2 separate regions of the Homo sapiens genome follow, and region 2 is linked to region 1. Evidence: read pairs that join two places in POLR2A ChIA-PET (ENCODE). Cell type or tissue: PC-3. All regions are shown on one strand.

Region 1 (5,000 bases):
CTTGACTAAATCCAAATTCATTACTGCTCCCCTCCAACCCACCCTCCTTTGCCTAGTTACCCCCTTGTTACCTCCAATTCCAGTTCAAAAGTCACTTCCTCAGGGTACTCCACATAGCAGGAACCAAGGATGTTTTGTTCATTGTTGTACAGTGCTTTGCACAATGTCCATTACATAATAAGGAGTCCATACACACTTGATTTGAATGAATGAACAAACAATCTATAGAAGTACAGAGGAACAGGTCATTAATTTTGTCCAGAACTCTCAGTTTAATGAAGGAGCTGACTCTTAAAGAATGAATAGGATTTTGTCAATAAAAAGGATGGCAGAAGAGGCAACAGATGCAAAACAATGGAGGGATGAAATACTTCAGGAGAATGAAACAAGAACTGCAGAGCAAAGGTCATGGTGCAGAAGGGACTGGAAGTTAGGAGGCAGGATAAGGGCAGTGATAAGAATAGAAACGAAGGATTGGGAAAAGAGCTGAAAAATTCTATTTTGACCAGAATTTGAGGAATCTGAACTTTATCCTACAGGCAATGAGAAGCCACTGGATGTGAAAGTTAAGGAAGAGAGATGATCTGTGTTTTAGAAAGTATACTACATTGGTTATTGAGCTATTGATTCTCATTTTGAATCCATACTTCTGTACCCTGTTCTGGTATGCTGACACAGGGATGCTGCAAATCTTCTTTTATCAGCTGGTTCTTTGGATTATAAAGGGAAACTGGAAGAATGGAAGAAAGGAAAAAAGACTCCCTTTCTCCTGTTTGCTTTGTATTTTTGTCAACATCCTCTTACCATGGCACCAGAACTTTTTTTGGCTTTCCCACAACTGGCCTCATCTGGCCCCCTCGGAGGTACTAGTAGCATGCAGGCAGTGCCCCTTCTTCCAAGTCTGAGCCCTGCTTCATGGGGGTCTTTATTTTAATCTTCTACTTTCTGAAAACTTCAGCCTTCTGCCTCTGTTCCCTGCACTATATAGGTGGTAGAAGCTTCTACAGTGATTCCTTTTATTTTTTAAGTCCTCTAACAACTGATAATCAATACAGTATCAATTCTTTATATTGAAAAACTCAGTTTGGCTTCTGTTGCTCTGACTGGCCCCTGACTGACATAACCTCTTTACTGTGGATTAGAAAATGGAATGGGAAGAACTAGAATTAGGAGACCAGTTAAAAAGCTGTTTCAATATTCTAGCCAAGAGATAAAGTAAGTCAGTGGCTATCCGAGTGAAGATTGATTAAATGATAAAAATAATAATATCTAATATTTCTGTAGCACTTAACATATACAGGTACTGTTCTAAGTTCCATAATCCCCATGACAGAGGTACTATACTTATTTCCATTTTATAGACCAGAAATCTGAGACCCAGGAAGTTTTCAAGTAATGAGCCCCAGGTCACACAGATAGTAGTGCTGGAGACAGAATTTAAACCTCAGTCTTTTGGTTCTAAAGAACTTCCTTTTAACAACAAAAAAGGGTTGAATTCTTGAGGTACTTCTGAGAAAGAAGCAACAATATTTGGATGCTAATTCAACAGAAAGGATCATGGAGAGGGAGAAGTCAGAAAATCTTACAGACTCTTAATTTTGGCTGAGTAGATGATGAAGCTTTTAACTGCAATGGAAAACAAAACAGAAAGATCAGTTTGGGGTTCCTGATAGGAATAACTAATTAATTCAGTTTTGAATATTTTGAATTAAAGATGCTTATAAGAGTGATGTCAGCTGAAAGTTAAATTTGAGTCAGGTGCTTTAAAAAAGTTGACACTGGAGATAAAGATTTCAGAGCCCTGAGAATAAAGAGGTTACATGAAGCCATGAAGGCAGATGGTAATGCCGCCCTGAAAGGGAAGCTAGGGAAAAAGAGTGAGCTGAGTTTTCAGGCCGTTAAATATAAATCCTCCTGGTCCTTTTTTCTACATAAAGAATAGCAAACAGTCTTCAGAAGAAATATATATTAAGCAACAAAATGAAGACATGAGGGATGAAACAAAATGTATGTGGCATGACACACAAGAAAAGTATGAAACTATTCAACTGTTTCTTTTTTCTTCTTCTTTTTTGGAGGAAACAAAAAGAAGAGGAAAAAAGGAAATAAAGAGAGTTTAAAATGAAATGCTTTAGTTCCTAACTGAAATGCAGGATCCCCAAGATTGATTATGCTCCTTAGAACGCTTTGGCCGCAGAGACTGGAATGACATCAGCAAACCAACCCTAGCCGAGGAGAATGAGTCATATTTTCGTCTGTTTTCACTTGATTAAAATATTTTACATTTGTTGAGCTTGAAAAAAAAAAAAAAGGACAGAGGAAGCCATTGAAAGTGGAAAACTGAAAATCCAAATATGGTGAATTTCTGACTCACCAGAATTGCAGCATCATAGGAACTAATAACTTTGATTTAAAGAGACATTCACAAAACAAAAACCAAAAACTTTTATTCAATAAATAATTCTCCAAATTCCATCAAAGTGCTTTAGGGTTTTCTTTAATGTTTAACTTAATACCAATGGAGAAAACACTAAAAGAAGGTCATCTATAACGTTTTTCAAAGTATGAAGTTAAAATCTTGTCAGCTATATTTAAGCATCATCTGGTCTTTATAACTCATTTTGTCCAGATTAGTATAAACTGCTGGTTTTGATGGTTCAAATGTGTCTAAATATTTGCTTCTCTGGAACAGAGGAGGCAGGAAAAGCAGAGTGAAGGGGTGGGACCGAAGGTTTGCTTCTTTATGGGGATCTATGCCAAGTAATCTGCAAACAATCCACTTCCTGGCCAATGACTGCTAACTGATTTCCCCAGGATTTTTTTTTAACTGTAGCTGCTAATACTGCCCTTTATCGCCATTAGCAATTAGAGATTTATAACTAAGCAGACTTCACTTGGAAAAGAAATCTATTACTGCAGACTTCAGGCAGTTATTTTTCTAAGTATGTGAATTATTGTGAGGCTCAAATCATATAAGCGAAAGACGTGGGTAAATTGTGAAGCCCTATATAAACTTCAGTTATGATTTGTTTAACAGGCCAGAGCATATAGAGATCATCTAAAATGGGAGTAACACTGTTCGGTATCATTTCAAATTAAGAAATCCTGATGCTTTCCAAAATTTCATTGTTCTTTATCCTATAATGACGTTCACTAAATATTGTTCATCAGTAAAACTTACCAAACTCTCCAACAACCAGTAGGTGGGTCTCTCCAAATATAATCAAAACACATATTTTAAAAACTTAAAAACTTTTCTCACCTTAAGTTTAAAACTATATTGTGCCAAAAAATTAGATGATAAGTACTGCACTGTTAAAAATCATTATCATTATTATAGAAAGTGTAGACCAAGAGTTAAAGTTTATATATTAAGAATAGTTCTTATATATCAATGAGAATAAGGCAGAGACTCCAGTAGAAAAATAGGCAAAACTACAGACAGTCCATATATTTAAAAAATATAAATGGCCACAAATAAATAGATAAGAAAATAATTACCAGCTTACTAAAAATCAAGTAACAAAAACTAAAAAACAATGAAGTAATATTTCTTACATTTCAAATTAACAAAGATTAAAAATGAAAATACTCAGGGGGGAGGGAGCCTGTGAAGATGACAGATACAGTGACTGCATAGTTTTTGGCTCTAGCAGAAACCCTACATTAAAAGAGCAGCAAGAAAGTAAAACCAAAAACTCATGGACAACATTTTTAACAAAACTTGATGGCAATATATAAATGTGTGGGTACAAACCACCAATAGCCTCGAGCCTCTGTGATTTGAGAAGCTGTGCAAAAGAAAGCAAGGAAAGTGCATTTGATGGACTTGAGAAATGACAGGACAACCCCAAAATAGCTGCCAGCAAGTATTCACTTAAAAATCCCATAGCCCACTTTGAGATCAAAGGCTTAGAGGAGGAGGTGGCACAGTGAGGGGATTATTTTATCACTTACGTTGTTTAGAATAACCATTGCAGGCTGATAATACAAAGCAGATCAACCTTCAGTAGTTCATCTGTATTTTACCTCTACATAGACAACGTGGCCTCCTTCCTGCCTGTACCTAAGGCAAATTGCTTCCACTGCCACCTCTATACCTTGAGATGCTACCGAGCTTACTGGAACTAGGAGGCATTTTGTCAAATACAATAGCAAATGAATGAAAAAGGCCCATCAAATGGGCTGGGGCAATCTGTCTCCTGTGAATTCTTAAAACTTGCTGGGCGCGGTGGCTCATGCCTGTAATCACAGCACTTTGGGAGGCAGAGGTGGGCTGATCAACTGAGGTCAGGAGTTCAAGACCAGCCTGATCAACATGGTGAAACCCAGTCTCTATTAAAAATACAAAAAATTAGCTGGGCGTGGTGGTGGGCGCCTGTAATCCCAGCTACTCAGGAGGCTGAGGCAGGAGAATTGCTTGAACCCAGGAGGCAGAGGTTGCAGTGAGCCGAGATCGTGCCACTTCACTCCAGCCTGGGCAATAGAGCAAGACTCAGTCTCAAAAAAAAAAAAAAGTATCTGCCAGGGCTCTCCTCCAGCACAGGCCCCTACACTGAGATGACACTGATAGGAGCGAAAGAAAAATTGAATGGTAGATGGGCAATAGAGACAAAGGAAAGGCAAGACCAAGATAAATTGGGGTGGCAAGAGGAGGGGGAAACAAGAGAATCAGGAACTCTCAAAAAGTAAGCTGCTATAATTTTTAACACTATAAATATAGTGTTAAATATATATATATATATATATACACACATATATATATTTTTGGAGATGGAGTTTCGCTGCTGTTGCTCAGGCTGGAGTGTGACAGCGCGATCTGAGCTCAATGTAACCTCTGCCTCCTGGGCTCAAGCAATTCTCCTGCCTCAGTCTCTCAAGTAACTGGGACTACAGGCGCATGTCACCATGACTAGCTAATTTTTTAGATTTTTAGTAGAGACGGGGTTTCACCATGTTGGTCAGGCTGGTCTAGAACTCCTGACCTCAGGTGATCCATC
Region 2 (5,000 bases), 51 kb after region 1:
TTTCTTTCCTTCTCCAAATGTGAAAAACAAAAATGTGACTGAGTACTGTATGCTATTGTAAGATTTTCCATTTATAGAGTCTTATAGTAATATTCATTCAAGTCCTAATTTTCCAAGGTTATTTTTAACCTCAGTAACAGTATGATTGTTCTACTTCACTATGGTAACCATATAACATCAATTTTCCAAGACAGCCTCAATTTTAATTGACTTGTCCCTAATTTAGACCAAATTTTAGACTTATCCCTTTTGTAAGTTTAGGGAATATGATTACCCATGTATTTAATTATCCCCTGTCAGTGTCTCTCTTTCTTGATTACAATAACAAATTCGACATGAAAATAAAAGAGTAAGGAGAGACCCAGATTTTAATATTTCACATCTTTGTACTTGGCAAATGGTCTCACAAGCTGACATGGTGACAGAAGAGTTGGAGGCTCACAGAAAATCTACCCATTAAGTAGACACAGATACTAGGAGATATTTGGCTACGTTAACGGACCACGCAGAGTTCAGAAGGCCTGGAAAGAAAAGTCAGGATTGTTTTATTTTTAGTGGCATTTTCAAGTGAAGATACTAGGGTCCCTATCAGGGGAGAGAAGCCAACTAAGTTTAAGAAGCCAGAAAGGCTGATAGTTGTCTTCTGGGAAAAATATACAAGGGCCACAAGACCTTGGTAACCAGACTGAGGTCCCAGGTACTACACAGGAGTCCACATAGAAAAGAGAAAGAAGAGGGCAAAGAAGGTTATCAGAAATGCCCAATGCTGGATACAACGATATATGGAAGAAAGGAAAATGTTTATTACTTTTTTATATATTGACTATAGGCATCATGACACTGTGTTCCTAAATCCTTTAGTATACATGATCAAAATAAAAGTAGTTTTTAAACTTTGTTGTATTATATTCCTCTTTCAAAAAAACTGCTATAAGCTATGAAGTCTTTCAGAAAAAAAATGCAAACACACAATATTGTACAGTTCATTTCAGGGGAATCACAGCTTCCCAGAAAGTCATCCACAGACTTCAATTCAAAACCTTTAGCAAACAGAGATAATGTCTTTTTAAGATAACCTAGGAGTACAGTGCCTGCAAATGCCAAGGCTAGTTGGCAACTAAGAGTATTTGGGTAGCCCAGTGACTGCAGGAGACTCATTCTAGAACTGGGAGGATAATTAGTAAAGTCAGTCTCATGGGGAGCAGAAGTTGTTCTGTTTGGTCTAGAAAGTGATGTAGGGCTTAGATTTGCGGTATGAAAATCAGTAGGCCTGGCTCTTGAAAGCTCAATCCGGCAAAGGCTGAGAAATGATGTGTTCAATGAGGTGATGAGGTTGATGTAAACAAAAAACCTACTGCCTGTGCACCATGACCTACACCACAGACAAAAATAAAGTCGGGTTTTTCTAAGGGTCAAGCATGAATAGTAAAGGTCAGAGAAGAGGGTTCTGCTAATGGCATTTGGCAAAAGGTAAAAGAAGGAAAGAAAGGTGGTGACCAGATGTTCTCTATTCAGAATATGTAAAAGGGAAATTACATTACAGTAGTTGGAATTCAAGTTATATAAAAGGAAAATCTTCCATCCAGTGAACTTTGTAAAGCATGAGACCTAGTTACTGATGGACAGACACTATTATTCTCCTTCCATGAATTGTTCAAAAATAGAACAGATATTTGTGTGTTTTTAGAGATTTGAATATAAAGTTTCCAGAAACAAAAGTTCAGGATGGGCATTCATGGAGATATTCAAATTCCTTGAAAGACTGACATATCCATCTATTTGATATTTATTTCATTATAAAAATGTTTATAATTATTTTTAAATCCATTGAATTCCTCTAATCTGACACTTCACCCAAACTTTTCCATAAAAAATTACCGAGAATAAGAATTGCTTGATGTAACTCACAATCAATATAATCATGCGGATTCCATTCAGCATCTTTAGTGTTCTTACTAATTCTAACTAACTTGTATTAAGAACAATTAATACTGAAACCATCAAGCTGTTGCCATCAAGTTATGTATCCCTAATTGAAATTATATTTTTAAGCAAAATGATTCTGATATCTACATACATATGTTGAAAATAACATCCTAAGTAAGTACATTCTGGAAAACTATGCAGAAAATAATGGAAAAGTAAATACAAAAGATGTTCTGGAAAGACTGTTAGAAAAGTAATGAGATTTACAGATTGACTAAAACACCAGGAAAACCTCCAAAGAATATTTGACATTTGGTCAGTCAGTCAGAGGAGAGTTGGCAGTTGGTCAGGAAAAATGTGAATCATAAAAGTCTATCTCTTCCATTATACAATGCATATGAATCAGATGTCTGTTAGCTCGTTCTTGGTCTCAAACCTAAAGTCAGCAACTGCTTTATTTATTTGGCTTCATGACCCAGATTAGATTTCCTGTTCTTTCAACTTGTAATACGTGTAGCTCACACTCACACAGAATTTGGGGTAGAGTGTAATGATCCTCCCATCCATTCACACCATCTTTTATTTTGGCCAGTTGCTGGGGCAAAATTGCCATGTCTATCACCTACAGCAGAAATTTGGTCTTCCAGCCAAATATTAGGAAGCACAGTAGTGACTGCTATGGCAACAGACTAAACAGACCATCTAAAAGGTAGCTGGAAGAAGAGGTAAGCTATTTCAAATACAGAGAGGTAGGAAAGTTTAAATTTCTCAAATCCTAAAATATGAAAACCAAGAGCATACACATCATAGTTATGGCAATCTTGATGAAAATATAAATAATTATTTTCTATTATTGTTTTATCAATATTACTTTCTAAGAATTTGTTAAATGACTTAATCTCAGCTTCTAATGAGCTACAAATTCAAAAGAAAATTTCAAAATAATAACGCTTGTCCAGTTTCCAAATGCTGACTCCTTAAATAAGATTACATACAAATAATTTGAAATGATTTCATTCCTTTAGAGTTGTTCCCATCTAGCCTTCCAGTTGAAAAGAAAAATATTAGCAGCACCAAATGTAAGCAACAAAGGAAGAAAGGACACCACCTGTCCAAACCCTACCTTCAGTTTTTTTCTCTGAAAGCTTTTAGTTTTCTTGGTCCTTCCATTATAAACAAACACACACACAGACAGATACACACACATACATGCACACACACACACACATACACACTAGTTTACCAACTTTTTATCAGGACAAAGTTTTTTTAGTCACTTGTACAAAAGTATAAGATGATTGCCTGCTGTATTTGTGGGGTTGGCTGAAACTTTAAAACTGATCACGAAGAGAAACAGCATTTATGGTTCACCGACTAGTTCTCTAAAACAGTGAATCTAAGCCCTGTCTGGCTCAGTCTTCTTTATAAAAAATATTTTTTTAACATTCTTGTACTATCATGAAATTTTCAGAACATATAACTTACACACATACCTAATTTTAAATCCCTATATTGTTCTAATTACATAAGAACAATATAATCTAATTAATCCCTATATTGTTCTAATAAGAAATTTAAAAGGAATTTAAAATAAAATAAGTATTTCAATATTCAGATCCTCAACCATGATGACACTAGATGATGGGGACTAATAAGATTCTCATTATCAACCAATATGGATTTATAATAAGTAGGACAATATTCATCTGGTTATTGCAGATGCATTCTGATATTCAACATCTAGATATAAAAACTAAATTATTATGGTCAGATTAAATGTATGTCACAGTTGCATTCCAGAGAAATTTATTACATATTAAAACTATTCAGAAAATAATTGGTGTTTGCATATATAATGAAGTTGTTCCTATGCTCAAATAATTACAAATGGATTTTGTAATTGAATGACTGGCAAGACCTTCAGTCAAGCAGGACATAGGAGAATTCTTCCCTGCATTCCAGGAAATAAAGCATCTCCAATTTCCAGCCACTTGATGTCGTTTCAATTGTTATAACAAATAAAATGCTCTCAAAAACATCCAAAATTCCCCTAGAGAGAAGTATCCCATCCTCCACCACCAACCTTGAGAACCACAGGTCTAGAAGGAGATAGCTGGGCAACTTTAAACCCATATTGGATGTAAGGTGGGACATGAAGTGTTTCCTTTGGGGAGATTATAACAGAATATATGTGTGCCATTACAAATACAGTCATGTACTGCATAATACTTTAGTCGACAGTAGACAATATATACAATGGTAGTCCCATACGTTTATAATGGAGCTGAAAATTTCCTATTACCTAGTGACGTAGCTTTCCTAACATTGTGGTACAACTCATTACTCACATGTTTGTGGTGATTCTGGTGAAATAAATCTACTATGCTGCCAGTCACATAAAAGTGTAGAGTAATGCCCTAGGTCTTCACATTCACTCACTACTCACTCACTCAGAGCAATTTCTAGTGCTGCAACCTCCATTTATGGTACATGCCCAATACAGGTGTACCTTTTTAAATCTTTTATATCATATTTGTTACTATACCTTTTCTATGTTTAGATAGATTTAGATACACAAATACATACCATTGTGTTACAGTTGCCTAGAGTATTCAGTACAGTAACATGCTGTAAGGTTTGTATCCTACGTGTGTAGTAAGTAATCTAGGTTTGTCTAAGTACACTCTTTGATATTTGCACAGAAGAAATCACCTAATGAAGCATTTCTCAAAATATATCTCCATCATTAAGTGACACATAACTATACTTTCAAGTTCAAAGAATTGGAATATGCAAACTATGCTCTCTGACTATAAAGAAAATAAATCAAAAGTCAATAACAAAGATAAGTTTTAAATTAAGTATGTTCTCTGACTATAAAGAAAATAAATTGAAAGTCAATAACAAATATGTTTTAAATTAAGTATGTAAAAAATCAATTGCATTCTTACATACTAGCTACAAACAGCTAGAAAATACGTGTGTAAGATACAATTTATAATAGCAAAAATACAAAGAATGAAAGAAAATATAACAAAATGTGTAAAATAAGTCCAAGAGATAATATTATAAAA

The links. Peaks named below come from ENCODE experiments on the same cell type or tissue, not always from the same donor. Only the 100,000 strongest peaks of a DNase experiment are listed, where the experiment ranks them.
Region 2: POLR2A ChIA-PET joins it to region 1 with 5 read pairs; 4 of 35 experiments call an interaction of 5 or more read pairs at or near these places.

What each region holds. Positions count from the first base shown.
Region 1 is chr2:189,208,136-189,213,135 of GRCh38, forward strand. It overlaps a transcript of COL5A2 not described here. Among named protein-coding and RNA genes, the nearest start is that of COL5A2, 31 kb to the left of the region's middle. In PC-3, no CTCF peak of the experiment used is centred here; DNase peaks (open chromatin) are centred at 2,286 and 2,756; H3K4me3 peaks cover 1,626 bases; H3K27ac peaks cover 2,903 bases.
Region 2 is chr2:189,259,234-189,264,233 of GRCh38, forward strand. It overlaps a transcript of COL5A2 not described here. Among named protein-coding and RNA genes, the nearest start is that of COL5A2, 82 kb to the left of the region's middle. In PC-3, no CTCF peak of the experiment used is centred here; a DNase peak (open chromatin) is centred at 2,328; H3K27ac peaks cover 1,355 bases.